Linked DNA regions of Mus musculus: region 2 is linked to region 1. Evidence: chromatin loops called from intact Hi-C (ENCODE). Cell type or tissue: heart. All regions are shown on one strand. Links, peaks and the distances in the headings refer to the core of each region. The heading gives the core; the rest is flanking DNA.

Region 1 (15,716 bases), core at 5,275-13,274:
TTAAGTGGGTGCTGGGAATCAGGTTCTGATCCTCATGCTTGCACAGCAAACATTTGAACACATGAACCCACAAAGAGGTAACTTAGCTTTAAAATGCTTTAATTTTAAAAATACCTTATTGATAAAAGAAATAATCTGAGGTTTTAGAAAACCATGGAATCAACAAATGTGTTCAATTAACAGTTCCACAGACTTTTGATTTGAGAATACAATATCCACACAAAGTACAATAAAGTAAGGTATACCTGCATTACTGAGGGAGGGCTAGAGGAAAGGGCACAAAAATGGAAAAACTGCTAGCATTATCTACCACAGCTGATACAATGTGTGTGCTATAGCACTGCATTCCTAAGTATGAATACAACAGAAAATATCTGTTTGTACTCATACAAATGAGAAAGTCCATCATGCTAAACAAAAGTGGAAACAACCCAATTACCTGACAACTACAGACTAGATGAATACATCCTGGTATATTAATACAAGAAAACAGTTTACAGGAAAAAGTGAAAGAATAAAAACAATATATTCTCACCAATATAATATCAAGTAAAAGACAGACATAAGACCACATGTAAAATTCCACTTCCATAAAAAAGCAAAGTTCGTCAATGGTGACAGACAATGACACAGAAAAAATATGGGAAAAAAGAAAGAAAGAAAAAAAAAAGGTTTAACCCAGCAAATATCTCAGTAATTAAAGTGAGAACACAAAAAGTTCAAGAGGTTTTAAGCAGTCAATGTTACAGTAAAAATATTTCCAGTAGGACACATTGGTCAGTTCAAAGCCTATCCTCTGACATGAATGAAGCTTGAAGTTCTGTCGTCAGCAGCAACAACAGTAATATAAATTAAAGGATTTCAGAGACGCTCAGTGTGTAAATGCACGTGCAGTCAAGACCTGAGTTCAATCCCCAGGGCTCACATGGTGGGAGGGGAGAATGGACACCAGCAAGTTGTCCTCTGGCAACCACGTGAGTGCTGTGGCACACATTCCCATCCATACAGACACACAGACACACACACAAAGTAAAAAAATAAATAAATATAATTTTAAAAAGAATTTCAGGCGGACTGAAGGTCCAGTTCCAGGGCCTTTGAGGCCATCAGTACACACATGCTACACAGACATAACATTGCAGACAAAATACTCATATAAACAAAATAAATAATGTTTAAAAAAAAAGAATATTAGAGAAATTAGGTAGAAATATATAATAATACTAGCTAAATCCATCCTAATTAAGCTTCACAGCAGTAATAGCTCCAACAGACACAACAAAATATAACTTACCTTGACAGGGAGTTGAGACTCCATTTCTTCCAGAAGATGGTTTGCTTGGACTATTGAAATGAGGTGAAGTGTCCAGGTTTGTGTCGCTGTAGGTAAAATTCTTTGAATGGCATGCACAAGAACATGAAGGTGGTGCCTCAGGCTTTTTATTCAGGCCCTCATCCACTGGCTTCTCTAAAAACAAGAAGACACCTTCTACTTACAATACAACTAACTAAATGAATAGTAACCTTCCTTTCAGCTAAAGTAAGCAACCACCACAGTTCCCAACGATTGGAAGTTTCTCAGGTTACAAGATAAAACTAAGAAAAACAATCTCTCTGAACCTTATCTACAGTATTAAATCAAAACAGGAGAAAAACCTATGCCTGTAATATATACAGAAATGTTACCAATTTATAAACTACAAAAATATAACAATAAAGATTAATAATGTAACTAAATGCACACCTTTTGTTTGTTTGTTTGTTTTTGTTTTTCGAGTCAGGGTTTCTCTGTATAGCCCTGGCTGTCCTGGAACTCACTCTGTAGACCAGGCTGACCTCGAACTCAGAAATCCACCTGCCTCAGCCTCCGGAGTGCTGGGATTAAAGGCATGCGCCAACACGCACGCTCAAAGTACACCATTCTTTTATTTGCTCTTAATGAAATTTATTTCAAAATCAAACAAAAAAGAGGATTGAAACAAACATGGGAAGTATATGGTTCATTACTGCTGTTTCCCTAAGGGAAGAATTTGAAATTGCAGTGTCCTAAGTAATAAAGACAAGGCCTATCACTATCCATACTATATTTCTTCTTTGAGATAGAGTCTCTCTACAAAGCCCTGGCTGTCCTGGCACTCACTAAGTAGAAGATGCAGGCCTCAAACTTACAAAGATGTACTTGCCTCTGCCTCCTGAGTGCTTGGGATTAGAGGTGTCCACTACCACATCCAGGCTCACAGTATACTTCTACTTCAATCAGAAACATTCCAGCCAGAGCAGTGGTGGCTCACACCTTTAGTTCCAAAACTCAGGAGGCAGAGATAGGCAAATCTCTGAGTTAGAGGCCAGCCTGGGATACATAGTGGGTTCCAGGACAGCCAGGGCTACAGAGAAACCCTCCCTCAACAAACAATAACAAAATCAAACAGAAACCTTCTATCACCTACACAATCTGATTCAAGTATCAGAATACATTTTAAAATAATATTCAAATCCTATTAAAAGGTAATTAAGATACTTAAATGTAATTTTTAAAATTATAATATGGGGGCTGAGAGATGGCCTGGAAGGGGTTCAGTCCCCAGCACCCACATGGCTGATCCAAATCACCTGTCATTCCAGTTATAAATGTTCCAATGCTTTCCTCCGGGCTGCTCACGCACCAGGCTTGCTTGTAGTGCAAGAAAATACACTCATACACATATAATAAAAATAAATCCTTCTTTAGAAAATTACAGGGTCTACACTGTGTGCTCATATGATACAGAAATACACAACTCATACTTTTCAAAAGGTCATCATGGGAGGGACACCCAGGCAATACCTCCACCTTCTCAGAGGAGAAGGGGCAGGGGAAAGGGGGAAAAATTGGGGGAGGAGGTGACCAGGAGGGGGGCAGTGAGCTGGATGTAAAGTGAATAAATAAATTATTTTTTTAAAAAAAGGTCATCATAAACAAGCATGGTTATACACACCTGCAATTCCTTTATCCAGGAGGCTGAGGTAGAAGGGCCTTGAGTTGAAAGCCAGCCCAGACTACACAGTAAAAGTCTGCCTCAGGATAAAAAGGAAGCAACTTGAAGACATATTATAAACATGTATGATAACCTCATAATGAAATCCATTACATGTAATTAACATATGCTAATAAAAACAGAAGGAAAACAAGTGACATGTTTTTGAACATGCTGATGACAATGTCTTTTCATCTACAACCTAAAAACATCCCAGACAACTGTCATAAATTTCAATTATTGACCAGAAGTGTCACTTTCCCCCATAGAATGACACCAATAATAAATAAAACGGACAGATCAGAAATTGTTTACTTTTTGTTAACACTCTTTATTTGATCTCTTGTCTGTTTTAAAGTGGGGAAGAAAAGAAGCAAGAGCCAGCTTTCTCCCTCTACCATGTGGCTCCAGGGATGGATCTCAGGTCGTCAGGAGCCACTGAGCCATCTTGTCCACCCCTTGCTTCCCAGCTCTATCAGTAACACAAACATTTCTTTTCCATTATGTTTATTTATGAGTATGTGTTTATGTGTGTGCACCACAGTGTGCATGTGGCCGTCAGAGGACAACTTGCAATAGTCGGGTCTCTCTTTCCACCAGATGGGCTCTGATGATTGAAATCAGGTCACTAGGCTTAGAAAAAAAGGCTAAAGTCATACTGAGTCATCTTGTCAGCCCAAACATTTCTTTTAACAATTATATTAGTCAGGGTTTTCTAGAGTGCCCAACAATGGGCAGCTGTGAGTGGGAAGTCTAAGCATCTAGTAGTTGCTCAGTCCCACAAGGCTGGGTGTTTCAGCTGGTCTTCTGCATAAGCTGGAATCCTGAAGAAGTGGGTTCCAACAGATGTGCTGGCAAGTAAGTGCAAGCAGGAGAAGAGGGAGGCCTCCTTCTGTCACTGTCCTTATGTAGGCCTTCAGGAGAATGTATGGCCCGGATTAAAAGTGTGTACCACCATGGCTGGATTTGGAACTTGTTCTGTCCCAGGCTGGCCTCATTCTCCTGGGATTAAAGGCGTGTACTACCTTGCTTAAACCAAAGCCTTTCTTGACTACTATGTCTCAAGGTCTCCGTCAAAAGGGTCTGTAATCCTAAATCAAAATCCAGGTCTTCCAGCCTTATCACAGGTGTGCCCTCCATTTCTGGATTGTAGCTCATTCCAGATGTAGTTAAGTTGACAACCAGGAATAGCCAAAACAACAATGTACATATATACATTCCTATGATTAACTTTACACTGTTCTAATGCTTATCTATTTATGTAGCTGAGAAATATCCAATGCTATATTTCAGATTCATTACTAAAATTACAAACTCTTGGGACTAGAAAGATGGCTCAGCAGTTAACAGCATGTCCTCCTCTTCCAGAGGACCCAAGTTCAGTTTCCAGCACAAGTACTGGGAGGCTCAAAGTCTGGTCCCTCCAGGCCATCTAGCTGTCTCCTGCCTTCTGTGAGCAGCTTACATAAACCTATACATATATCATTGAAAAGAAAATAAACCTTTAAGAAAAACTAAAGTATTTTATTAAGTAAATATGAATAGCAATTTCTGTGTTTACCTAGATTGTTTTAATAAAAACATTCACACAGAAGCACTTATCAGCAAATACATGAAACAATTAAGTACATTTTACCTCAGAACCCTGGTTTTTACAAAGAGAAACATTAATTCAGAATCACCTGTTGGAATTTACAAACATTTAGGTCCAGGACTCACCATGAAAAGGGTGTGATGGGAGTCAGTACTCCAGTATCTTTGTTATCTAGGTATAAATGTTAAATGTTTATTTCCTGGCAGTTCTGAGTACTGAACCCTGGACCTTACACGTGCTAGTTAAAAATTACACCACCGAGCTATATCAATCACTGAGCTACACCCCTAGCCCAGGACTCAAATTTATTTTTGTCTTTTGTTTTTTAAGACAGATTCTTGCTGTCTCCCAGGCTTCCTTCCTTCAAACACCTGGTTCTCAGGCCTCAGCTTCCATAGTGCTAGAAATGAAGGCATATGCTAAATCCTAGATAAGTTTGTTTTTTGAGACAAGGTCTCACTGTGTAACTCTGACAATAACTAATAGAATGGGACATAACAAATTTATACAAGCATTGTTACAACAAGCCTCTATTTTATCTGGCATTCACATACGTAGAACAACCAGAATCTTATTATTTATTTAGAACTAGGCTCTTGCTATGTAGCCCAGGCTGGACTCTAACTCACTGTCCTCCTAAGTACTAGGCTTCCTAGCATGTACCATTATGCTAGTTCTTTACATTGTGATGGTTTGTATATGCTTGGCCCATGGAGTAGCAAGTTGGGAGGTGTGGCCTTGTTGGAGTAAGTGTGGCCTTGTGGGTGTGGGCTTTAATATCCTTGTCCTAGCTTCCTGGGAGGCAATCTTCTCTTAGAAGCCTACAGATGAAAATGTAGAACTCTCAGCTCCTCCTGCACCATGCCTGCCTGGATGCTGCTGTGCTCCTGCCTTGATGATATTAGACTGGATCTCTGAACCTGTAAGCCAGCCCCAATTAAATGTTGTCCTTGTAAAAACTGCCTTGGTCATGGTGTCTGTTCACAGCAGTAAAATCCTAACTAAGACATATATTTTCTTCATCCTATATTTCACATTTTAATGAGAGTCATATAAGCAAATATATTCAAGATGTATTCAAGCAATTAGTATATGTATCAGCACCATCAGAGCTCCATCTCCTATTAGATACAAATTATCATCTAATTATTTTATAAGAACTCTAAATATCTAAAACGTTCATACAATCTCTGCTTGACCAAGTAAAAGGACTAAATTATATTAAAATTAATTTTGATGCATTCAATTTCTTTTGGAAGACTTACAATGTACGTCCATGCATGCGTGCATGTGTGTTTGTGTTATGTTTCAAAGGGCAGTGCTATATAGTCTTAGCTGACCTGAAACTTCCTACATAGACCAGGCTGGTCTTGAACTTGCAGCAATCATCTTGCCTTTGACTCCCAAATGCTGGAATTATACATGTGCAACCCCATGCCTGGCACAGATGAGGTATCTTGAAGAAATGTCTTAGCAATTAGAACAATGTTTGAACCGATCTGGATAAAGTATAATTTATATTTTTCTCAGGTCCCAACTAGCAGTCTGAAATATCAAGAAGTATTTCCTGGGCCTGGCCTGAAGGCTCAGTAAAAACACACACGTGGCACTGACCATATGGTGGAAGGTGAGGAGTGATTCTAGCAACTTGTCCTCTGACCTCCACCCCACAGCACATGTGCACATATATATGCATACAAAAATAAATATAATAATTTTTTAAAAAAGAATTTTACTTACCACTAAGAGATTGCTGCCATGCTAATGCAGAACAAAGTAAGGCTAAACTTTTTCCACTTCCTGTGGGACTCTCCAGCAAACAGTGTTGGCTGCTGTTTAGTCCTCTGACAATCTGTGGACAAAGATGTCAATTTTAAAAGGAAGAAAATAATAAGTGATTACTTTATTAGATCTCTCTCCACGGAACAGGACCACGACTAGAACAGCACAGAAGAGTCAGGATGCACCCCAGGAAACACAGTTACAGCGCGGGAAGAACTAGAGAATTGTATTAAATTTAAGACTTTATTCCTTTACATTTCTTCTGAACAGTCTGCTGGTTTTATAAACATGTCAAGCATGAGAATTTTAAAAAGCAACTTATATTTAATTATACAAGCACAAGTAGTTTCTAAGGAACTATGATAAGTGCTAGAGAGGTGGTTTAGCACTTAAGAGCAGCTGTTACTCATGAAGAAGACCCAGGTTCAATTCCCAGCACCACGTGGTAGCTTACAACCACCTGTAACTCCAGTTCCAGGAGATCTGATGCCCTATTCTAGGCCCGTCAGGCCTCAGGCACACATAAGTTGCACAGATACACATGCAGGCAAAACACTCATACACATAGAAATAATCTAAAAACACAGATAAGCAAACAAACAAAAGCCTGCAATACTAATACCTATAAATATCTATGAGAAAAACTCGATGAGAGATACTGCTAGTAGAAGGGGTTATAATGACTTTGAATAGAAATATAAAGGTAGTAGAAATGAAGAATAAAAATCAAAATTCTAAAGGAGCTGAAACTGTTTTTCAGATGTTCTTGCTACATCCTAACCTAAACATACACAGCTTAAGAGTTATCATATCACTTTCCTAGAACTTAGGTGCTCTTCCAGATGAATCCAACAAATCCTAGCCATCATTTTATACCTGTGAATAGTCACAAATTCAATGTATACTTGGAATCACAAGCCACAGCCTCTTGGTAAAGACTCAGCTGCTGTAAAAGACTTACAGAATTCATCATCGCAAGCTGTGCTGGATACGCTCTACAGGGAAAGTGGATCTTCACCCCACCGATGGTGTAGTCAGACAACACTGAGGACATTCTGCCTTCTTCTCTACTTTAGGTGCTTCACTACAACAGAAACAATAAAATCAGTAGAAGGGTTGGCGAGATGGATTCCCAGAGCCCACATCAGGCACCTTACAAATGCCTGTAACTCCAGCTCCAAGGACTCCCACAACCTTATCTGGCTTCTGCAATAACCTGCATTTACCTGGCATAGCCATCCACACATACACTCACAAATATAAAAAGGATTACAGTTTACATATCGAAATAATGTCATTCAAAGAAAACCAGACACCTAGCAATAGAGCTGAAGTCTGATAATAAAAACTGGAATTAATAAGCACATATATAAAAGTAATAGAAATAAAAAAAAATCTTATCCTTATAAATAAATCTCAGGGTCAAGAGCACATACGTACTAGAGTCTGACCAGTCTAGACTGGCACTCCATGATGTATTAGTTATGATGTAAGGCAAGTCACTTTTCTAGAACTCCATGTCCTCAGGTACAGAATAGGAGTCCTAACAGAAACAAGCCTTATAAGACTGCTGTAAAAGTTAAATAATGTAAAAACATACTGTACATGGCAGATGAAACACAAGCTCCTATAACAAGTTTGATTACATATATTCAACTTATAGATACAACAGATTTCTGAAGCAGCTCTGCTATTCCATAGCCTCACTGTTTCCTCTTATTCTGTACATTCCTGTTTGCCCTTTTCACACTCTCCCAGTTAGAAGGAAAAGGCAGATGAATGGGCAGGAAGCACAGGTTGTATCTATGACTTAACATTTTTCACCTGTAAGTCTAAAATTCTTTTCTGCAATAATATCTAACTTTAAAAATTGTTGTAAGGGAGAAAGTATCTTTCCACAGAAATTCACTTAATTTTTTTTAAATCATCTTTTAGTTTACTGGGGGAGGAGAACCCGCATGGCATGACACGTGTGTGGAAGTGAGAAGACAGTGTTCTGGAGACAGAATAGGTTCCCTCCTCTCACCATGTGGGTCTCAGGAATTAAACACTGCTAGCTCGGTTGAGTCCTTTACCTGCTGAGTCAGCTCAGTAATTCTGAAATCAGGAGATTATAATTGAAACAAAATAGATTTAAATCCCACTGTTTGCATCACCTAACCTCCCAGACACTTTTATTGACTGAAGAATTTCGACAGTGGTGAGAAAATCTGGTAAACTCAGTCTGTGAATGGAGATGGTTAAGACAGAAGGTACAACAGGTCATGAAGTCAATAACTTTAACCACAGCTTCTGTGCTCCAAAAAACCCACCACTCTTAAGTTATTTTTCATTTCTAAATATTGTTCTGTCAGACAAGACCTGCATAAAATCAAGCCAAGGAGACCTGTCAACATCCCATCAGGCAGTACTAATTGGACTCATTGGGTGGGAGGGGCGTGTGAAGGGGTCCCGAAGCAGTGTGAAGGATGTACTGGGGATAGGTCAAGATACTTTGTATATATGCATAAACTATCAAAGAATAAATAAAAGATATTGTTAGAAAAAGTATCCAATCACTGATTTTTATCTGTAAACCTCTGAGGTTTAATGGACTCTAACAGCTTATTCTGAAGCAAAAACTCAATATTGTGTTACTAAAATTAATCGAGATGGCAATCTATGCCTGAAGCTGTGGCAACATTCCTCTCAAAACTCATCAGACAATCACACTTCCGGATGTGGTGGCGCAATTCTTCTGGCCCCCAACAATCTCTGGTGGATCTCTGTACGATCGATCGAGGGCAGCCAGGTCTGCACTCCGAGTTCCAGCCCAGCCAGAGCTGGAGGGTGAGACCCTGTCTCTTTAAGAGAAGGGGGGGGGGGGGGCGGGTTAACAAATCTGTAGCCCTTCCAGAAGTACCGCGGAAGCTGGGGCTACCTCCAGCCTGCGTTCACAGAATGTAAGGACAGGCTCCCTGGCCCTCAGCTTTCCTTCCCCAAGCTCCTAGTTCTCACATGTCCACGGGGAGCCACACCATAGAGCCCGAGAGCCCGCCGGCGCCAGCCTGCAGGAGCCCGTCCCCTCCCCGCGCCCTCCTTTCCATTTGCCCACGGCTGGCTCCCGCTCCCAGAGAAAAGGAACGGCTGACGTTTGACAGAAGGCAACGCGGAGCCGACCTACAAGGAAAGCTCGCGAGTACGAAAGTCCTCCCTCACCGGCTGTTCCGACGCTGCCAGGTACCAAGGTACAGCCACTCCTCCCTCTCCAGGCTGCACTCCGCAGCGCCACACAGATGAATTCGCGCCTCCCGCCCCTCGGTTCCCAGTCAGCCAATCACACAGCCAGACCGGAAAAGGAAACAGCCAATCATCGTACGAGGCCAACGCTATACCGCCCAATGGGAGCCCGCGAAGTAAAATCAACCCTCGAGTACTTGGCGGGACCGGAAGACGAGCACCGCCCCTCCCCCAAACCCCACCCCGCGAAAAAGACTGGGACAAGTTCCGCACATTTGCTTGAAGGAAAAAAAAAAATTCTTGTACTGTGAGACTTTAAGAAGCACAAAATGGGCGTTAGACGGGTCTTACATTTGGTGCATTGACCGGGAATCGTCCTGCTGGCGGGTCCAGTGACAGGAGACCGGAGGATTGTTCGAGCAGGTACCGCGGCTGTGTCTCTTTGTGTCCGCCCTTGGCGTGCGTCTATTCCGCGCGTCTATTCCGTCTGTTCCCTCTATTTTGAGTCGGCTGCAAGTCAGTTTGGTTTCGGTTTGCAAAGGAGTTGTCTGCCGGGGGTTGCCAGAAGCGACCTTAACGCTGCGGTAACGAAGAGTCCTGGAGGACGCTCCAGACTCTCAGAGTGGGAAGTCGGATCCGATCCGCGAGATCCGGGAGGGCTCGACTTCATCTGGGGGTCAGTGGCAAAGAGACCACTACCAAGTTATTCAGTGTATCTTCTGTGGCGCTCGTGGCAGGGGCGCGTTGGTATTTTACTTTCTGTTTTTCTTTTTGTGTGTGGACTGGGACTGACGTTATTTTTGGACAGAATGGGACACTGACCTTCCACCCCTCCGAGTTTTACTCTAGAACATTGGAGGGAGGTTAAGACTAGAGCTCACAATCTCTCAGTAAATGTGAAGAAAAATAAATGGTTTACTTTTTGCTCGTCAGAGTGGCCCACCTTTCAGATTGGATGGCCTCCTGAGGGTTCTTTCTCACTGCCTCTTATATTGTCCGTCAAGAGGTGCATTTTTGGTGCTGGCTCGAAGAGCCACCCTAATCAGGTCCCATATATCATAGTGTGGGAAGATTTAGTCACCGATCCCCCTCCTTGTGTTCGCCCGGTTCCTCTTCAGGACCAATGGCTGTGCCAATCTTCGCCCTTCAGGATAGGCCCAAGAAAGATGTTCTCCCCACCACGGATACTGATCTTCTTCTTTATCTCCCTCCCCTTTATCCTCTCTCTCTCTCTCTCTCTCTCTCTCTCTCTCTCTCTCTCTCTCTCTCTCTCTCCTCATGCAGCTCAAGCTGCAGGGCCTTTGGCCCCGCCCATTCCGCCTGGAGAATCAGGGGGACTCGCCATCCTCCTCCCTCCCCAGGTCAGAGGGACCTGCTCAGGAGACTCAGAGACAGTGGAGGCAACTCCTGAGGGTGCCCATATTCTGCCCCTCCCGGCCTATGGTCCCCGGATGAACAAGGTCATCAGCCTTTCAGTATTGGCCGTTTTCCTCCAATGACTTATATAACTGGAAAACTCATAACCCCTCATTTTCTGAGAATCCACAAGGTCTAATTAACTTAATTGAATCACTTCTCCCATCAGCCCACATGGGAAGATAGTCAGCAACTGCTTCAGGTTCTCTTTACCACAGAGGAAAAGCAGCGAATCCTTGAGGCTAGGATACATGTCCCGGGGTCAGGTGGGCGCCCTTCCCTCCTGCCAGGGAATATTGATGCAGGCTTCCCATTGACCAGACCGAACTGGGACTTCAACACCCCTAAAGGTAGGGAGCACCTGAAGGTCCACCGCCAGGCTCTGATGGCAGGTCTCAAAGGGTCAGCACACTGCCCCACCAATTTGACTAAGGTAAGGGAAGTGGTACAGGGGCTGAATGAGTCTCCCTCTGCCTTCCTAGAGAGACTCATGGAGGCCTTTCGCCAGTTTACCCACTATGATCCTAGCAGTGAAGAGCATAAGGCAACAGTTACTGTTGCCTTTATTGACCAATCTAGCAGAGATATTAGGAAGAAGTTGCAGAAACTTGAGGGATTGTAAGACAAGTCTCTAAAGGAACTAGTGCAAGTAGCTGAGAAGGCTTATCATAACCAAGAGTCAGAAGAAAAGAAGGAGGAGAGAAGGCAGAAGGAACAGGAAGCTAGAGAACTCAAAGGAGAGAAGAAACAGGAAAGGAACCTCCAGAGGATCTTGGCCACTGTAGTCAGAGAAAATTGAAAACCTAGTAAGATAGTACCTGCCAACAGAAGAGAGCCCCTGGCTAAGGATCAGTATGCCTACTGTAAAGAAAAAGATCAGCCAGGCGTGGTGGCACCCACCTTTAATCCCAGCACTCGGGAGGCAGAGGCAGGCAGATTTCTGAGTTCCAGGCCAGCCTGGTCTACAAAGTGAGTTCCAGGACAGCCAGGACTACACAGAGAAACCCTGTCTCGAAAAAACCAAAAAGAAAGAAAGAAAGAAAGAAACAAACAAAGAAACAAACAAAGAAACAAACAAAGAAACAAAGAAGTCATTGGGCGAGACTGTCCCAAGAAGAAGAAGAGGGGACTCTACACCTCCGAAAAGAGGCAAATAGGCCCCAAGGTGCTGGCCATACAAGAGGACAGTGGTTGGGGAGACGGGGTTCGGACCCCCTCCCCGAACCCAGGGTAATCCTTAAAGTGGAGGAGAAACCCACCCAGTTTCTTGTGGACACAGGGGCCTAACACTTAGTCCTATTACAAACTGATGGACCAATTTCTAATAAGAAGTCTTGGGCCCAGGGGGCTACAAGAAACAAATACTCATGGACTACCCAAGGAACAGTGGATCTTGGCATGGGCCCGGTATCCCACTTATTCATTGTTATTCCTGAATGCCCCTACCCCATGTTGGGGAGAGATCTCCTCACCAAGATGGGGCACAGATCCATTTCCTCCCTGGGGGACCACAAGTCAAGGGCCATCAAAGAGAGCCCATCCAGGTATTGACCAGGAAGTTAGAGGATGAATATCAATTGTTTGAAGACAGGAGCCAAGAGGTTAAAGATATGGACTGGTGGTTGCAAAATTACCCACATGGGCATGGGCAGAAACTGCAGGGATGAGGAAGGCCAAAAATCAGCTACCTGTCCAGGTAGACCTAAAAGCCCAATGCAGCCCGATAACAGTCCACCAGTATCCTATATCTAAGGAGGCTCGAGATGGAATCCGACCTCACATTTTGTGCCTCCTCCAGTTGGGGATCCTGTGGAAATGTCAATCTGCCTGGAACACCCCCACTCCTCCCTGACTATCGACCTGCCCAGGACCTCAAGGAAGTGAACAATTGAGAAACTGATCTCCACCTGACAGTCCCTAACCCATACAACCTGTTGAGTTCCTTGCCTCCCTCCAGAACTTGGTATACAGTGTTGGACCTCAAGGATGCCTTCTTCTGCCTGCCCTGGCCACCAGAAGTCAGGAATACTTCACCTTTGAATGGAAGGACCCAGACTTGGGGATGACAGGCCAGCTCACCTGGACTCACCTGCCCTAGGGTTTCAAGACCTCCCCCACCACCTTTGAGGCTCTCTACCAAGATCTGGCCATGTTCCAGGCAGCCAACCCCCAGATAACTCTCTTACACTGTGTAGATGACCTTCTGTTGGCCGCTTCCAGCAAAGAACTATGCCTGGAAGGAACGAAACGCCTTCTCACTGAACTAGGAGAACTGGGCTACCGTGCCTCAGCTAAGGCCCAAATCTGCACACAACAGGTTAGTTACCTGGGGTATCTGCTTAAGGAGGGAAAGAGGTGGCTGTCGGAGGCTAGTAAAGAAACTGTATTCCACATTCCGCCGCCCACGAACCAAAAACAAGTCCGAGAGTTCTTGGGCACAGAGGGCTTCTGCCGCCTGTGGATACCTGGATTTGCCGTGATGGCAGCTCTGTTATACCCACTCACCAAGAGCAAACAGCCTTTTTTGTGGGGAGAAAAGGAACAGCGAGCTTTTGATGCCATTAAGATGGCCCTCATGACAGCCCCTGCCTGGGTCTCCCAGATGTCACCAAGCCCTTCCACTTGTTTGTGGGAAAAAATAGGGGCATAGCAAAAAGGGTCTTGACTCAGACACTGGGTCCATGGAAAAGGCCAATGGCGTATCTGTCCAAAAAATTGGAACCAGTGGTGGCAGGGTGGCCTGCATGCCTCCCGATCGTGGCCTTGGTTGCTATCCTGGTCAAAGACATGGACAAATTTACTATATATAGGACAGGACTTGGTGGTATCTGCTCCATGTGCTCTGGAGAGCATGGTTCGCCAACCACCCAACCAGTGGCTCACCAATGCTCATATCAGACTCTGTTGCTTAACTCTGACAGAATCATGTTTGCATCCTCCATGGGCCTAAACCTGGCCACCCTGCTTCCAGACCCTGACCTTGAATCCCCATTCACGGCTGTCAGCAAGTGCTTGCCGAAGCACACAGCTGACATAAAGATCTGTCTGATCAGCCCCTGACAGATGCTGAGGCTACTTGGTTCTCTGATGGGAAGAGTTTTCTGGAGAGAGGAAGGCAGAGAGCAGGTGCTGCCATCGTAGATGGGAAATAAATTGTGTGAGCACAGGTTCTGCCTGAAGGAACCTCTGCCCAAAAGGTTGAGCTCGTTGCCCTCATCAAGGCCCTCGAGTTAGGGGAAGACAAGAAGATTAACATCTATACAGACAGCAGGTATGCCTTTGCCACAGTACATGTTCATGGTGCCATCCATCTATCAGCATCAAGGACTGCTAACCTCTGGAGGAAAAGAGATTAAGCACAAAACTGAGATTCTGGCCTTGTTAAAGATCCTGCATAAGCCAGCAAGTCAGTATCATACACTGTCCGGGCCACCAGAAGGGTGACTTCCCTGTAGCCAGAGGAAATAATCTGGCAAATCAGAAGGCTAGAGCAGTGGCCTTGAGAGTCAGCTCAGTGATGGTGGTCCGAGACCCAGGATCATCGGGACTCAAGTTCTGGTACTCTGCTGAAGATCTGGCAGTTATTTCAAAGAATCCCAACAAGCACTTTGATCAGGAAAAAGAACTCTGGAAATATGCCATCAGGAAAAAAAGATTCTGCCACAGGAACAAGCACGGACAATGATAAGACAAATGCATCAATGGACCCACCTGGGAGGTAAGCAAGCTAACTCAAACTGCCTTAAGATCTACGTATTATATTCCAGGACTGAAACACCTGGTAGAAAAAATAGTTCACGGTTGTGTGCCCTGCCAAAAGGTAAATGCTTGCAGAAGCAAAGCTGACTCCTTCCTGTAAGAGACCTCGGGGAGGTAAGCTGGGAGCCTACTGGGAAGTGGACTTCACTGAGATAAAACCAGGCAAGTATGGCTACAAATATCTTCTAGTTTTCATAGACACTTTCTCAGGATAAATAGAAGCCTTCCCTTCCAAACAAGAGACCACCACAGTGGTGGTAAAGAAGATAATGGAAGAGATTTTTCCCCGATTTGGAGTATCCAAGGTAATCAGATCTGACAATGGCCCTGCCTTGTTGCCAAGGTAAGCCAGCGAGTGGCCAAGTACCTAGAGGTCAACTGGAAACTTCACTGTATTTACAGACCTCAAAGCTAAGGGCAGGTAGAGAGGATGAACAGAACTCTAAAAGAGACCTTGACAAAATTGACCATGGAGACTGGCGCTGACTGGGTGGTGCTCCTTCCCTTGGCCCTGTTTAGAGTCAGGAATACCCCCTCCCACTTTAGTCTGATTCCTTATGAAATCTTATATGGAACTCCTGCTCCCCTGACTTTCCTGGGGGACATCCTTGGGCCCACTTGTCATAGTAACAATGATTTGTATGCCAGGTTAAAAGGCCTGCAGCTGGTGCAGAGAGAAGTGTGATCACAGCTGGCAGCTGCATATGAGCCTGATACTCCTAAGACATCGCATCAGTTCGAGGTTGGAGATTCATTCTACGTGAGGCAACATCGTGCCCAGAGGCTCGAGCCCCATTGGAAAGGATCCTATCTAGTACTGCTAACTACTCCAACGGCTGTCAAAGTGGATGGAATTGCTGCCTGGATACATGCCTCACATGTGAAGCCAGCCCCCTTAGCTGAGACCAGAATTCCAGGAAACCACCCTGTCT
Region 2 (15,716 bases), core at 5,168-13,167, 160 kb after region 1:
TCCACAAAGTTGTCTTCTGATCTCCACATATGTGTAGTGCACATGTATCACACACACACACACACACACACACTTTTTAGAAAGCAGGATTAATTTTTAAGGACTTGTCTCATTGCTTTAACTTTTATCTAGAGAACCTTAGCATGAACTTAATGCTTTCAGGAGGCTCTTGTCCCAGAAGCTCATAATTTTCATTAGTACAAACAGGACCCACCCAAGGCAAAAAAAAAAAAAAAAAAAAAAAAAAAAAAAAAAAAAAAAAAAAAAAAACAACCCTGATCTACACCTTCATGTACATGGTAAGTGACTAAATAACTATTCCATTTTTCATTGCTAATGAAATACTAATTCCTAATAAAATACCCAATGAAAAGTCTAAAGAAATTTAGGTTCTGTTTTGGGAAGAGTGTCACCTAGAAACAAAAAGTGTACTGAATCCAGTTTCTAATTCCCTGATGTTGTAAAAACAAAAAGTACTTTCTACATACTGTACTCACAGATATAAACAGTGAACGGCAGAACCAACCACCTAAGACAAGTACTGTGTATCTTTTATCTTACACTAATTAAAAGCTCCTTGAATCAACACCAGCACTGTAACAAGGAAAGAAAGGAGGTGGGAACACATGGAAGCTTTAGCAGGCACTTTAGAACTTAACCAGAGGCTAATGGAAAAAAGTCTGCTTAATGCATTTAAATAAATGTTTCCCCCCCCTCTCGTATCTTTAATCCCCAGAGAAAACAAAGTTTCTATTCTGTTTTTAGTACTTTTCCATTACTATTGGTATTAGAAATCTTAACCACCAGTGATACTCAAAAAATTTTGCACATTTAGCTGTAGAATGCAACAACATAAAAGTTCAAATGCTAAAGCTGTATGTTTCACTAAGAACACAGATTATAGGAGTGCCAAAGGATGTGTCATAGGTCATCAAAATAACTATGAATTAGAAAAAAATTAGTATCAAAAGCAAAAAAGTTGATAACAACCAATATTCAACATTTTCCTCAAAAATGACCTCTTTAAATGTCTCCATGGTGATCAGCCGATTTTTAAAAAGGCATCTTTTCCCAATAATTTTGCTAAACAGCTAAGATGCAACATATGCCAATGGATAAGGAATGACACAAAAATTAGCATGTTAGGAAAAGAAAATAGTACAGATTTCTTGAAAAAAAATCAACATGTCTAAATCAGCGTCTCTCTTAATAATTATTTCTCATTCATAACTCATTAAATCAACAAATATCTATCTAACAAATAATAGCTATCACATCATTCACTTAGGGTCAAAACTTGAAGATTTATTTAAAACAGCTTACTGAGGTGACTGTTACATCTGACATGACGATCTAAACAATAACACTTTCTTACTCAAAAAAGGATACTACAGAGCATACACACAGTCATCACTCATAAGATTAGCCAAGGAAATGGGACACAATTTATGAAGTTTAAAAAACAAAGATAGAAATAATTCTTCAGCATGTCTTAGGTTGCTGCTTTTGTGTCTATCAACTCTGCTAAAAGCTGCCCGTTAAGGTTAAAGTCCACTATAATTGATGTCCTCTGATAAAAGCATCCAAAATTAAATCTGGAATAATGACCCAGCTAAGCAATATGCACTACAAAACTATACTATAATGAAAGTATCTGGATGTGGTGCTAAACTCCTATATAGAGACCTCCAAAACCACAAAAAAAGAACACATATTTTAGCCTTGATTCAGCATACTTTTTACTTCAAGGAATCCAAAGTCTCATCAGAATCTACCTTATGATTTTTTTTTAAGACAACAATCTTGGGAGAATGAATAGTTTTGTTTTTAAGAATAAAAACCAGTGGCTGCAATAAAATTTTGAAATCTTAGGATACAGAGTAAAAATACACAGACATGCTCCAAGACACACCAAGCAAAATTAAAACAATCTTGCTTTTTAAAACAGCGAACTAACTAACAGTACATTTAAAAGAGTCAATCAATCACACCCACTGGAGAAATTGACAGGAGCCAGTGAGCTAAGATTTTCCCACCACCAACTTTACATCTGTCATTCACACACTACTAAACAACTCAAAAACCTGTAACCAGAATAAACCAACACAGATTCACCTATCCATTCTCCTATAAATACAATAAAAACTCATATATTTGGCTTTGAAATTCAAGGGATTTTTCTCTTTAACAAATGTCTTTCTGGAATGTTATACTTAAGCTAATACCAATGAGCACAAATCCTTATCCAAAAATCACCAGACCTTCCCAAATCACTTTGTGAAACAGCATCAAGTACTACTGATACAAAATAAGCAAAAATTCAAAGTGTAGAATACAATTTACTCAGTCTATGTTTTCTGTCTATACATTAGCTAAACTTAATAGTAACCCAGAAATGTGTTAAATGGTGTGAGGCAGAAGAGAAGGTTAAATTTAACATGCACTGCGAAACCTGACTAGACACCAGACTCTTAGAACTGTCAAAATCATCAAAAAGGAGCAGGGAGGTTCCCCGAGAAACTGTCAAAGCCCAGAAGAGCAAAAAATAAGAGGGCAGGTAAATATCATTTGGCAGCCCAGGCCAGCTCCTAAAAACAACAGAACTAGGTGAAAATAAAGAAATCCAAGTGATTAGGTATTTTAGTATAACAATACTGATTTATGAGTTTTAGAAAGTCCATCATTCTGACATAGATATTAAGAATAAAAAAAAGTTAAGTAAGAGATGCACAGGCACTCTCTACTCTATCCTACCAAGATTTATATAAATCTAAAATTACCTCAAAGAAAATTATTCTTAAAAACAGCTGTAGATGAGACAGAGTAGATAAAGGGGCTACTCTGTGGTTTTGTTATTGAACACATCAGTGGGAAAAAAACAAACAGAGAATTCTAATCTTTACAAAAATGATTGCCTACCTTCTCCTCCTACCCCCTATAAGGAGGGCAATATTTCCATAATCACAAACATGTCAGTAACAAGAAGTAGTAGGTGTTGAACCAAACAGAGGGACACTGACTGAGAAGAGCAGGCCCAAGCCAAATTAACTAGCTGCTTAGTCACCACCTGGGTCCTTCCTGGTCCTCTTTCCTCACTGCTACACCTCCACTTGGAGCTCAGGACTGCCTCATGCAGCTGATGCCACCCCTACTGTCCAGCTGCTCTCTTCTCAAGGGAGCTTAAAAGAAGGGAACCGAGTGCCACAGATGGGAAGAAATGAAAAGGGGGTTAGCTAGAGCACAGAGGCGCACTAATTACCCCAAAAGGGAGGCAGACGGTGTCCCTGGAGCAAAAAAAAAAAAAAAAAAAAAAAAAAAAAAGGGCAAGATAAATATACTCCATCTGAAAAGACCTTATTATTCTTTAAGATAGTCTGATCTAAGTAACATTCTAAAGTAAACAACAGGTTAAAAAGAAGCTAAAACATTATATAAATACCACTGACTTTGTAAACCAAGAGTTCAGGGCTAGCTTTGAGACAGTGGACATGCTCACATGCTACTCAACAGTGTGTGTGCTCACTCTTTGGGTCACTTCCACTTTGATAAAAATATTTAGCTATTCAATAGCAGTCAGCAGACTCTGACAGCAACAAAATTTTGATTATATTCAAGGATCAGTATCTGTATTAGAGTGCAGGTATTGTCATTTTAAAATTATGCTAAAGGAGAAGGAAGGAGAAACTTTAAACTCTAACCAAGCTTTGCTTAAGAACACACTTCTGATGACCTCAAATCCAGAAGAAAAAAGCTACACAAAGTGTTTTAACAACATACATTGTTATTAAACAGCTCATATTCTATTTTAATAGACTTTTAACCTTCAAAACATTAGAATCACTATGGTAAAACTAAACACTATGTATTTAAACTTATCTTTGATTACACAAAATGTGTTCCATGGAAAGGTTTGTTCAAGGCTGTATAGAGTAGCACACAGCTGTAATACCAACCAGCACTGAGGCTGAGCTTGAGGGGGGCTTTGAATTCAAGGAACACCACAAGACTCCGTCTCAAATAATAAAGTGTATTCAGATGCTGTGCCAACTTTACCAAGAAGACTAAACTCTCATAGACTTAAGGTATTCATATAATTTCTTGTGGTATTGGGAGTTCAAAGCCAGGACCTTACTCAGGCTAGCCAAACACTCTGAGCACCATTATAGTTTTAACACTGACTGTGTTTGCTTAAACATTTCAATTTAACAACAGTGTCTAAACAGTCTATCAACATTTTAACAATGAGCCAGGGATAAAGGTCAACAGTAGAGCACTTGGTTAATATATACACATGGCCCAAGATTCAATACTTAGCACTTAAAAGAAAGTAAACAAACAAACAACCTACAAACACTTTAACTGAGGTGACTTCATGAATCATTTCAATGTTTAAAATAACTCTCACCTAAGTCAATGAAAGGAAAAGGAAGCTGTATGCTTAGCATTTAGTGCATGAAGCAGAAAGCACACCTTGCTAAAAGGCACGAAGGCTACTGATACACACTCAGACAACACAGTATGCATTTACAGATATACACTCATCTCTTTACTATCTAAAACTGTATAAGTCAAGTGTAGTAGCACACACCTTTGATCCTAGCATTGAGAAGTGGAGGCAGGAAAATCAGGACTTCAAAGCCCTAATGGACTATGTGTAACACTGTCTCAAAACAAGCAAAATCACAAACACATTATAATATTTAGAACTAAGAACTAGGTTCTTCAGTAACATTTCAGGAAAGCCAGAATGCTCTATCATAAAACAACTGCACCACTCTCAAAATGCTGAAGAATTCATTAAAAACAAAAGGTGACTTAAAAATATATAAAAGGCGCATTCTTAAACAAATGTTGACCTTAGAAAGTATTAGTTCAAGATAGAGCTATCTGGAGCCTAGTCTGATGGCACACATCTCTAATTCCAGCAGGAACCAGAAGGAATACGAGTTCAAAGGGCATAAAATGTGTTCCATGGAAAGGTTTGTTCAAGGCTGTACAGAGTAGCACACAGCTGTAATACCAACCAGGACTGAGGCTGAGCTTGAAGGGGGCTTTGAATTCAAGGCAACACAGACTCCGTCTCAAATAAAAAAGTGTATTCAGATGCTGTGCCAACTTTATCAAGAAGACTAAACCCTGTGAGTAAACTTAAGGTATTTATTTAAGTAAGGCTACATGATTTCTGGATTATATTTCATACAAAATAAAACAGATCCTACAGTTCAAAACCATAAACCACAGAAAACTAACTTTCATACAAGAAAGCTTTTTTTCAAAAGACCTAAGGAGCAGGAGAGATGGCTCGGGGATAGAGTAAAAACACTAGTCAGTCTCAGTTCGATTTCCAGAACCCACACAAAAAAACTAGATGTGGTGCATCTGTAATTCCAGCACCCCTACACCAAGAAGGGGAGCAGAGATAGGAGCAGTCAGAAACAAAGAGGGCCAGGTGGCCCGAAATAAGCTTCCTAAGGGCAAAACAATCAGTAAAACCCTGTCTCACCAAGATGGAAGAAGCAGGACTCCAAAAACGTTGTCCTCTGACCTCTACACAACATGGTGGCACACATATCTACACCCACACCTACACTCCCTGCTCACACAGAAAATTTTAAAGACCTTAAAAATTTTCAATTTAGCTGTCAAAACTCTTATCAAACTAGAACTTGGTTCCCTCCGAGAGTATCTAGTCAAAGATACACTTACACTGAGTTTAAAATAAACATAACCAGTAATTTTCATAAAGGGCTATAGTTTCTTTCTAAAGTATATTTGGCCCTAAAAGTCAAGAAAATAAAAAAAAAAGAAATATTGATGTGCTCATAATAAACCGTTTCTGTACAACCTTTCAGATAATGACCTTTGTCCTTTAAAAGTTAATGAGATGGCCCTTGTCCTTACTAATATACCCTTTGACGAAGCAGGGTCTAAAGACCCTCCCACCCCCCACCCCCCAAAAACAGCATATGCCTCCCCGAGTTAATACATAATCATAAATAATATTAAAATACAACTATACTTTTGAAAATCTATGCCAAACAAAGTTACATTTCTAGGCCTGCCCACGGGGTCAGACAAAAAAGAACACAGCAAACTAGACTCAAAGGTGAGTTACACTTGGCTTCAAGACTATTATATAACTGTAAAAATAACATGCTTCCAGATTCCATTTTTCTCAGGTTAATGAAAATGCTTTCCCTAGATACAAACTGCCTGTGAGAAATTACAGAAAGAAGCCGGGAGGTAGAGGAAGAAACTCAGTCAGAGTTCAAGTCTCCTGGAATCTACACAGGTAACTTAAGGAAACCAAAACAAAGATGGTGAAACAGAGCATGGCAACCCTCTTACAGATCCAGGCTGACAAGGCCGTCCACCACAGCAGAAGCACATTGGGAAAGTGTACAACATTGCTAAGGCACAGTTAAAAAGGATAAAGTGCTTTCACCTGATAAGTCATGGTGAATAAGGTCAGCAAAATTGGGATCTTTACCCCACCAAAATATCCACAATTCTCTTCTTCCAGGTCTTTGATCTCGCCGCCAAACACCAAGTACATCTGCCTTAAGGCATCGACTAAAACTGCTCAAAATGGGGTCTTCTTCTGTCACCGGAAACAGAATAGGGGCGGAAGTTGGGCCTTGCCATACATATCTTTTCCACTTAATTCCTGTCAAGTCGGCCTGAAGGAAAAGAAAGCAAAATATCTATATTATTGTTCATTCACTCTAAGTAATAAATATTTGTTATTAAGTATAATAATATAAGTATACTATTTATATATTTATATATAAAATATATATTCACTATAAAGTCCTTGATTTCATTAAAACATCACTATTTTTAATGCATGCTTAAGTACCTAAAGATATGACCAAAATAAACAACCAAACAAACCAAAAACACCACAGCAAAGAATTCTAATGTTTCAACCAACAAGAGCTTAAGGAAAAGAACACAAAACTGTTACATAAATTATCAAAGATGTCACTGAGTAGCAAGTCTACAATAAATGCAACATATCCAGAGCTGACCAATGAGACAATGATGCTAAGCCTGCACAGTAAGTCTAGCCTCCTCCTCTGTCCTACAGTCCTCTCTGTCAGTCACATTTGATCCTTGGTGAACTGGAAAGTAAAGACTCTCATTCCAGGTTTGTAAGAAGTCATGGCTCTAATACGAAAACCATCTGAATTTTTTTTTTCTTAAGGAAAAAAAAAAAAAGCCTGTTAATTCTCCACAAGCACACAGCTCCAAGGAAAGAACCACTTCCAAAGAGCTGTCAGATTTGTGCTAATCTAGCTTCAAAAAAAAAAAAAAAAAAAAAAACCCAAAGTGCCAAAAATAGATCCAGTTGGGGAAGACAGAAACGTTAAACCTGCTGTACATCTTACTACATGTGACGAGATGCTGATTAATGGACATGTCAAGAAAACCAGTCTAATCTGTAAGACGTAAGTGTGCTGAAGATCCCCATTTACCACATCGTGAAAGAGATTCAACAAAGGAAATTCAGTAATTCCTTATTCTAACTTAGTGACAGAAAGCATAAGGTGCCAAAAATGAAACTGCTGATACATGACTGGCAGTTTATGCTTGCCAACTAGTTATGCTCCACCCACTTAATTCACTTACCTATGATAGACTTAATATTTCTCAGAGCACACGAAAAATGAAAAAAGTCACTCTAACTTAGTCATTCAGGAAGCTCGGCTATCGTTTAATTCAGGACTAGATATTTGCAACAGTTGGTACTTTTGACAAAAGTCTTAACTCTTGAGTGTTATCCGATTTGGGCCGACCTACATACACGTACTAGAACATCCCTAATTCCAGCTGCCCCAGACTTTTCAGTTCAATAAAAGGAACAGCCAGCTCAAAACATTCTTAAAACGTAAGCAAAACAGACAAATATAGAACGTTTAGTGCGAAACCACAGTACCTCCTCCACTTGCCCCTCCACTCTCACAAAAACATAATGTTCTAATAAAAGCAAGATGGCTAGAAATTGTCAAAATGGCAAAATGTTTTCAAAGTTTAAAAAGAAAACATATGAACCGGCACACACTGTTTTTACACAAAGATCTGAAGTCACCCATAAGGACACTACCCCTGTATTAGTTTAACTTACAAAACGAAGAGGGTTTTAATACGTAAGTTTTTGGGGGGGTCCTGTTTAAGAGAAGCCCACTTACAAGGGAAAAGCGAGCTTAAAGGCAGTCGAGCAGGGGCAATCGTGGAAAGTGTGGAAAAGGGATACACTGTTCGATACAAGGGGCGGGGGGCGGGGAGGCGGGGAAGCAAGAAGCACACAAGAAAATATTACTATCCGGGCAGATAAGCAGCCCAAGTTAAGGAAAAGACTAGGATGGGGAAAAGAGTCCAAAACAAGACAGGAGGAGGAGAAAGACCGAGGGGGTGGGGGGAAAGACAAGCCTCTTCCCAGCAGAGCCCCGGTCGGTAGGTGAGCGGACGCTGCCTCCCGGGGCGGCCGCAGAGCCTCGGAGGAGGCCGACTCCGGCGGGGCCTAGCCGGGGGACACCGGCATCTGGATGCGACCCAGACCCCCTCCCCCACGGCCCAAGGGCGCACGGCGCGGCCCCCTCCCCCACCGCCCGCGGCCCCCGCACTCACCAGGCAGAAGAGGTTACAGTGACAATCTTCCAGGCTGGCCCCGTTCGACACGAAGGAGGAACTCATCGTCCCTCACAGCAGCCGCCGCCGGCGCCACAACCCACCATCCGCCATTACCGCCGCCTCCGACCAGAGAGAGAAACACAGACACCGGGGAGGGCGGGGGGCGGTGGGGAGGAGGCCGCCGGGCCGCCCGCCCTCCCCGCCGCCCCCCGGCGCCGCCGCGGCCCCCGCCGCCCGGAGGCACCCAGCCGCCCGGGGCCGAGGCCGCAGGCGGGAGGGCCGCGCCGCGCTCGGCCGGCCGCCGGGACTGCGGAGCCCGCGGACGCGCGTCCCTCTCCGGAGAGGAGGGGAAGGGATGTCTGTCCCTTCCACCAGAAAAATAAAAAAAGATTTAAAAGAAGAAAAGAGAAAAAAAAACGAAAAACAAAAAAATAATAATAACAATCAGGTACACGATAAATAGTCAGAGCCCGAGTCCGAGCGGGCCGAGCCCAGAAGCCCGGGAGGGTTCTCCGCGGCCCGGGGACGCCCGCGGAGGGGCGGGAAGGGCGAGGACCGGCAGAGCACCCCGGGCCCCCGGCCCGGCAGCGGCGATGTCCTTAAGCCCAGAGTCTCCTCAGCGGCGGAGGTGGTGGCGGCGTCTGTGGGCTCAGTCCATTCTCCGGCTGTGTCCTCGTGTTGTCCCTGGGCCAAGCCTGCCTAACGTCTGCTCTCCTGCCGCCTCACCGCCTGGACGCCGTAGTCTCCCCCATTTTGTGGGCCCAGCGGGCGGTGTTTTTCCCCCTTTAATCCGAATTCACGGGTTTTCCCTTCGCTTTAATGGCGGCCACAGGGACCAGCTCGCCCTCTCTGCTCGCCCATTGGCCGCCGCGAGGTCACGTGGGCCGGGCTCCGTAGGGAGGGGGGAGAGAGAAGGCGGTGAGGGAGGGCAGGGAAGCTTTCGGAGCCCCGGGGACCGGGCGGCCAGCTGGTGGCTACTAACATGGCGCCATCTGCTGGATGCCCCGGTTAAGATGACCCGAGTCTTGGCCCTAGCTTTCTGCTGGCTGGGGAAAGTGCAGCAGCGCAGGAAGGTTCACTTCAAAATCGAGAATTACTTGGAAATCAGTTCAAATTCTTTGGAAGAGAAAGTTGGCAAAAAAAAAAAAAAAAGAGAGAGAGAGAGAGAAAAAGAAAAAAGAAAAGAAAAAGAAAGACGTTCCAATGCATTCTCATTCACTCCATAAGGCCGCCGGGGTACATCGCAGAACTCTAGGGCTAAAGAATGAGAGCTGGATAGACACCAGCCTCGCCCTCTCTTTTTAAGTTATAATAAAGAGGTAAAAAAAATGAAACGATATGGTCTTGTGGTTAATGAACTAGAAATAAAGTCCTGCTGTTCAGGATTCGAAGCTGGAGCCAGTCTTTTACCTCTTTGTGACTCAGTTTCCTCATCTGTAAAATGAGGAAAACAAATGTTATGTTTGTTATATGATGCATGAATACAACCTGAGCACTAGCCTCGTGCCTGCGCCCGATAAGCAGTGTAAGGCATGCATTACTATACTTCCATCCTTCCTTTCTGTGGTTACTTTGAGAAACACGTGAACTCTGAGAGTGAGAATCAGGAGAACTGACCCTTTGTTGCTATAGCTGTCCAGTGCCTTAAAATGTTCTAGCACACAGTAGGTACTTGATATTTGAAAACTTAGAAATGAATAAGAAAAACCATGTATGATGTTAAATCCCTTCCCAAACAATTATTCTGGGCTGGATTACTCTTCAGTGAAGAGTTCAAAACATTTTCCATGCAAACTTTAAAAGGATTCTAGGAGGAGACGAGGGAGGAATCGGGAAAGATTAAGAGATAATGATACCAGGAGTAAAGACACAAGCTTTTAATCCCAGCTCTGGAGAGGCAGGGGGAATCTCTGAGTTTGAAGCCATTCTGGTCCACAAAGGAAGCTCCATGCTAGCCTAGGCTACATAGTAACACCCTGTCTCAAGAAGAAAAGAAGAGACAACAGTTAGGAGCTATCAGAACTTTAAGTCACAATTATCTCTGTAAAATAGTAGACTCTTCTAGCTTACTTTTTTAGCCATAAAATGAAAAGTATTCTTCACCACCTCTTTGTCCACCTTAGTGCTGATTAAGGTCCTCAAGCCAAAAACTTGCAGAGAAAGTTCTGCTGCTTGCCAGTGGACCTTAGATCAAATCTGACCCTAAATCAAATTAGTTTATCATAAATCAAGGATAATCAGAGTAGTTTTCTCCTAAAGTGTTTGATGAAATAATGTTGATCATAAGTACTGGTCCCATTGCTTCCTTAATCACATGAATGTTAACCATTAAAATGATTTTCTAAATCATGACCAAGTGGTAGCACACATCTGCAGTCCCGTACTTGGGAGGCTAAGACGGGAAGACTGAGGGTTCGAGACCAGACTCGGGTAGTGGCAAGACTTTTCCTCCAATAGAAAAGAAAAATAATTTTTTGAGTATGTGCCTGTTCCTCGGGATTTCTGGAGAAGCAATTCCTACAGAATAAGAGAAAAGGCAGTGACCTGAATAAGGCAGGCATCAAGTGTGACACACTAGGAGCGCTGGAGGAGGAGTTTCCAAGTTGAGAGGGCGTCAAGTAGGCAGCATCTGAAATCAGATTTGAAGGATAGAATGAATTCTTATAAAGCTCTTTGAAGCAGTTAAATCTTATTAAGCCCAATTCAGATCCAAAGGCCACATATCAAAGTCAATTATACAACCAGGACTAATTCAATCCAGGAGCTCAAATCAACTAAGGTCGGTATCCTTTATAACTGAGTGCCAGCACCAGGAGTCAGGGATCCCAAGACTCAGTGAGGCAAAGGCTCCTTCACTCATCTCTCCTTCTCTGAGAGAATCCTCACATACCTGTTCTGTTCTCTTCCTCAACTTGAAATGTCCTCTCCCACTCCTTTTCTAATGTATATCCATCCTCCTTAATTTTTCCCTCCCCCCACCCCACCCTCCCTTCCTCCTCTTCCCCCTCTCAGACACACATATACATACCTTAGGAATTCAGGGGCAGGTAGAATTTGCCTGACATCTACCACGTAGGAAGTAACATTTGATTGAACTTTCATTTGAATGTCAATCTTCTCCAAAAGAGAGGAGAATCTGACAACAAAAAAAGACTTCTCAAGAAGGAAAGAACTCTGGGACCAAGGGGGATGGGGCAGGGGTGACAGCAGAAGAGACTGAGAAGGGGAATGAAGCGGAGCAGTGGAGGACTAAGATCCCAGCAGAGAGAGGGATGGAAACCTAGGGAGAAAGAGAAAACGGGGCCAGCATCACTCTCAGAGAGCATCTTGGGAACCACCTACATTGTGTTAAGATGACATTTTGTGTGAGCTAAAGAGAAACAAAAATAGAAACTTTAGGAAACAGTGATGTGTCAATGTAGGTTCATCAATTGCTTTTTTTAAAATAGTATATATATATATACTATTTTAAAAACCCTATGTATTTATATATATATATATATATACTCAAAAGGCTGAGGCAGGAGAATCATGAGTGAGCTTGAGACCTGCCTGAGCTACATAGCAAGACCTTGAATGAATGAATGAATGAATGAATAAATGGATGGATGAATAAATAAATAAATAAATAAGCAAACAAACAAATCTTCCCGTTTTTCTCTATAATCTTTTTCTATAGGGTTCAGATTACATTGTTGTTGTACATTATACAGTTTACACAGCACATAGTGTATGTGTGTGTGTATGTGTGTAAGAACATGCAAGAATAAGATGGAGAAGATACTAGATATGACATCTGGACAGTTGGACCAAATGCAGTCAAAACTATTCCTTCTTGCCTCACAATTCCAATTGACTCATTTATAAAATGGGTTTGTAAAATGGCACCAGCTGTGAGAGTTGTTGCAGTGACTAAGAGAGAGGAAAAAATACCTAACAGTAGCCCAGTAGGAATTTCAAAATGACTTTGAGAGGTAGCCTTGGGTCAATAATTACTGGCTATCTTCTCTTTGAAATACAGATCCACTCAGTGATCTCTGCACCTAAAACCATTCTGTAAGTCTTTTGGGTTTTCAGGAACTCCATTCTGTATGGAATGTCAGAGGCTCTGGCCTGTGGACTCCTTACTTGATATAGCGAAGTCCAGGAAAGGGCAGCATTTGACCTTAGGATTAATCCTCTACCCATGATTCTGGAAAAAAAAGCCAAGTCTAGAGTAGCGCTAGCCAATAGAAATGAAACAAAGCCAAATAAATCCTATAATTTCAATTACTGTTTGTTAGACATATTAAAATCTTTGGCCAATATATCAGAAACTATATCATTTTACATGTAGTTCATATAAAATATATTCATATAGCTATCCCTTTTTTAAAAGTTGTTTTTAGCCAAACCTTCCAAAATCCATGTTTGTTTGTTTTTCCCAAAGAATATTCCAATCCAGACCAGCCACATTTCAAGGGCCCAATAGCTAAACGTGACTAAGGGCTACTGTGTTGGGTAATACAAGTTTAGAGTCAAAAGCTGAAAGCAAAGAAGGAACCAATTAAGCCCTAGAGAGAGTGATCTTCAGCCTAGAGACAGTATTGATTTTTCTTAAGGTCATGTTAATGGTTTAATGTTGTACTTAATTCAATAGAAAGAAGGACTAAGAAGTTACACAGCATTTCAGTCAGGGAATGTGAATATACAAAGGTGGGGGAACAAAGCAAATGAAATCAGCCAGCTCAGAAAAGAAGAAAACATTGTCTTTCCATCTATGAAAAACCTAAATTGCTACTTTTCTTGAAAGTATAACAACTATGCTCAGCCTCAAGTTTTCTATCAAATGTTTCATTTTAGCATGAACTTTGAAATCAACCCTTCCTAATTCCATTACTTTGAAATTAGGTTAGCAAACCTTTATTAGCAAAACCTCAGTACTGTCTCCTTCCAGGTCTTTATTCCAGTCAAATTACCTGACTGACTGGATCTCCTGTTCTTACAAAGGGATGAAGAGATTGGGCTAAATGGCCACTCCCACTAACACCTAATATGTGACAGGCAGTACATATCAGACAGGGTTCTTGTAACTGTGCACCTAGCTTCTGAGGTATTCTATTATTCCACTTTTCTAGATTGAAATGTTGAGATATAGAATAGCTTCCCTGTGCCCACAGCAGCCTCTGAAACAGGCTAAGGGGCCTAATATATCACAAAGGCTCTGAGAAACGTCTTGGAGGGACAGTTGAAACAAAATCTTGAAGGATGAGTTAGTTGGGTTGAGCCAAGAAAGGTGGGGGAGGGGGAAAATCCCAGAAGAAGAAAGGGGAAAAAAGAGGGGCTGGACAGTTTGTTTGGTTAGAGAAGAAATCCTGAGTCTTTTGTTGTTGTTGTTTTGTTTGTTTGTTTTTGTTTTTTGAGACAGGGTTTCTCTGTGTAGCCCTGGCTGTCCTGGAACTCACTTTGTAGACCAGGCTGGCCTCGAACTCAGAAATCCACCTGCCTCTGCCTCCTAAGTGCTGAGATTAAAGGCGTGTGCCACCACGCCCGGCTGAAATCCTGGGTCTTAATCATAAAGAGTTTGCTTCTTTTCCAGAAAAGATTAAATAAGATTGTGACAAGCTAAGATTTGTTTTCAGAAACAAACTTCCAGGAGACTTGTTGGGGGCATGGTGGCAATTCAGGCAGGAAGAGGAGAGGAGAGGACTGACCCAAGTTAAAGGAGCTTGTCTACAAACACCCTTTCTGTTTCCCATTTACCCCCACTGTCATTTATCCCATCAGCAGGGAACCTGAGAAAACAGAGGGAATCACTGCTGACCACGCTTTTCTTCTTTGAGGTGATTTTTTTTTTTTTTTCTGAGTGGCCAAAGCTAAAAGAGAAGACAAATGTAATTCTTTGAGCCTACTCCTCATGCAGGACAGGAGGAGGAGGAAAAGAAGGAGGAGGAAGAGGAGGAGAGAAATACCAGGCAGGAGTTTGGTCTCACAGGATCATTATTCCTGCCCAGATACAAACTAGTTTGCAATCTCGTTATTCTCTTTCCTCAAGAAAAAGTTCAAGGAAGTTCAAAACATATGACAACCAAGAAAAGTTTATTCTACAATCTCTTGGTTTCACCATAAGCTTATAGGACAGCTTATTTGATGGTCATAGAAAGGAAAATACCTATTACAGCTTTTCAACCCCTGGCTTTGACATTCATTCATTCTCTTACCATGCTCTGGTATTTACTAAGTGGTGTGTGATGGGCCAATGAATGACAGTGAATCAGAAGCAGACCAGACTCTTTTTTTTTAAAGATTTATTTATTTTATGTATATGAGTACACTGTAGCTGTACAGATGGTTGTGAGCCACCATGTGGTTGCTGGGACTTGAACTCAGGACCTTCAGAAGAGCAGTCAGTGCTCTTAACTGCTGAGCCATATCTCCAGCCCCAGACCAGACTCTTAAAATAGTTATTATGTCTCATACAATAAACACCTTTACAATCGTGTTTTCAAATGGTTTAAATGGCTGAGGATCAAGTGTGATGGTACTTAGAGAAGAGGGGTGCTACCCTAGGTACTAAGGAAGAAATAACTCAAAAAGAACTTTGTGTTTCTCTTAGGACTTCTTCACTGATGAATAGGACTTGGGCATGCCCTGCTTTTTAGGATGAAGAATTTAGATCGTGTTCTTCCAGCTGGAGTTTGAGGTCAGAGTTCTGAAAACTACTATTGGGAATTTTACTGAAAGTGGTGGTAGTGGGGGGGGGGAATCTTGGTTGCTGAAAATCTGTCTATTCACCCTCGCTTCTACCTTCTCCTTTGCTGTGCTAGACTGCTCCTTGCAGACAGCAAGCATCAGGCTTCCTCACTAATTCCTTTGTGGTTTGATTTGGAATCAGGTTGTGTGATGGTACATGCCTGGAATCACAGCACCTGGAAGGCTGAGGCAGGAGGATCAGGAATTTAAGATCATCTTCTACTACATAGCCAGTTTAAGGGCAGCCTGATCCACCTGAGATGATCTCAGAGAAGAAAAGAAAAGACCCTCTGTGCTGCCTGCTTGGCTGTCTTGGCTCCTAAACGTACATCCATCCATCTATTGGTTTG

The links. Hi-C counts contacts between places; a loop is a spot of excess contacts. Peaks named below come from ENCODE experiments on the same cell type or tissue, not always from the same donor. Only the 100,000 strongest peaks of a DNase experiment are listed, where the experiment ranks them.
Region 2: it touches region 1 in a loop (2.2-fold over the local background); 3 of 42 quality-filtered maps call a loop at or near these places.

The regions. Positions count from the first base shown.
Region 1 is chr11:86,191,521-86,207,236 of GRCm38, forward strand. Brip1 (BRCA1 interacting protein C-terminal helicase 1) reads right to left here and starts at 9,673. Exons shown (of 20, transcript NM_178309.2): 1 at 9,589-9,673; 2 at 7,352-7,474; 3 at 6,349-6,460; 4 at 1,295-1,468. The coding sequence starts at 7,444. It overlaps Brip1os (BRCA1 interacting protein C-terminal helicase 1, opposite strand), which reads left to right and starts at 9,840. Exons shown (of 7, transcript NR_130959.1): 1 at 9,840-10,032; 2 at 15,433-15,716. In heart, for the core only: a CTCF peak has its summit at 9,657; DNase peaks (open chromatin) are centred at 9,761 and 10,961; H3K4me3 peaks cover 3,246 bases; H3K27ac peaks cover 2,245 bases.
Region 2 is chr11:86,348,829-86,364,544 of GRCm38, forward strand. Med13 (mediator complex subunit 13) reads right to left here and starts at 8,768. Exons shown (of 30, transcript NM_001080931.2): 1 at 8,632-8,768; 2 at 6,446-6,680. The coding sequence starts at 8,697. It overlaps Gm38937 (a long non-coding RNA gene), which reads right to left. Exons shown (of 3, transcript XR_880098.1): 2 at 11,663-11,770; 3 at 11,184-11,263. In heart, for the core only: a CTCF peak has its summit at 9,632 (motif pointing left); DNase peaks (open chromatin) are centred at 8,583 and 9,523; H3K4me3 peaks cover 2,777 bases; H3K27ac peaks cover 1,673 bases.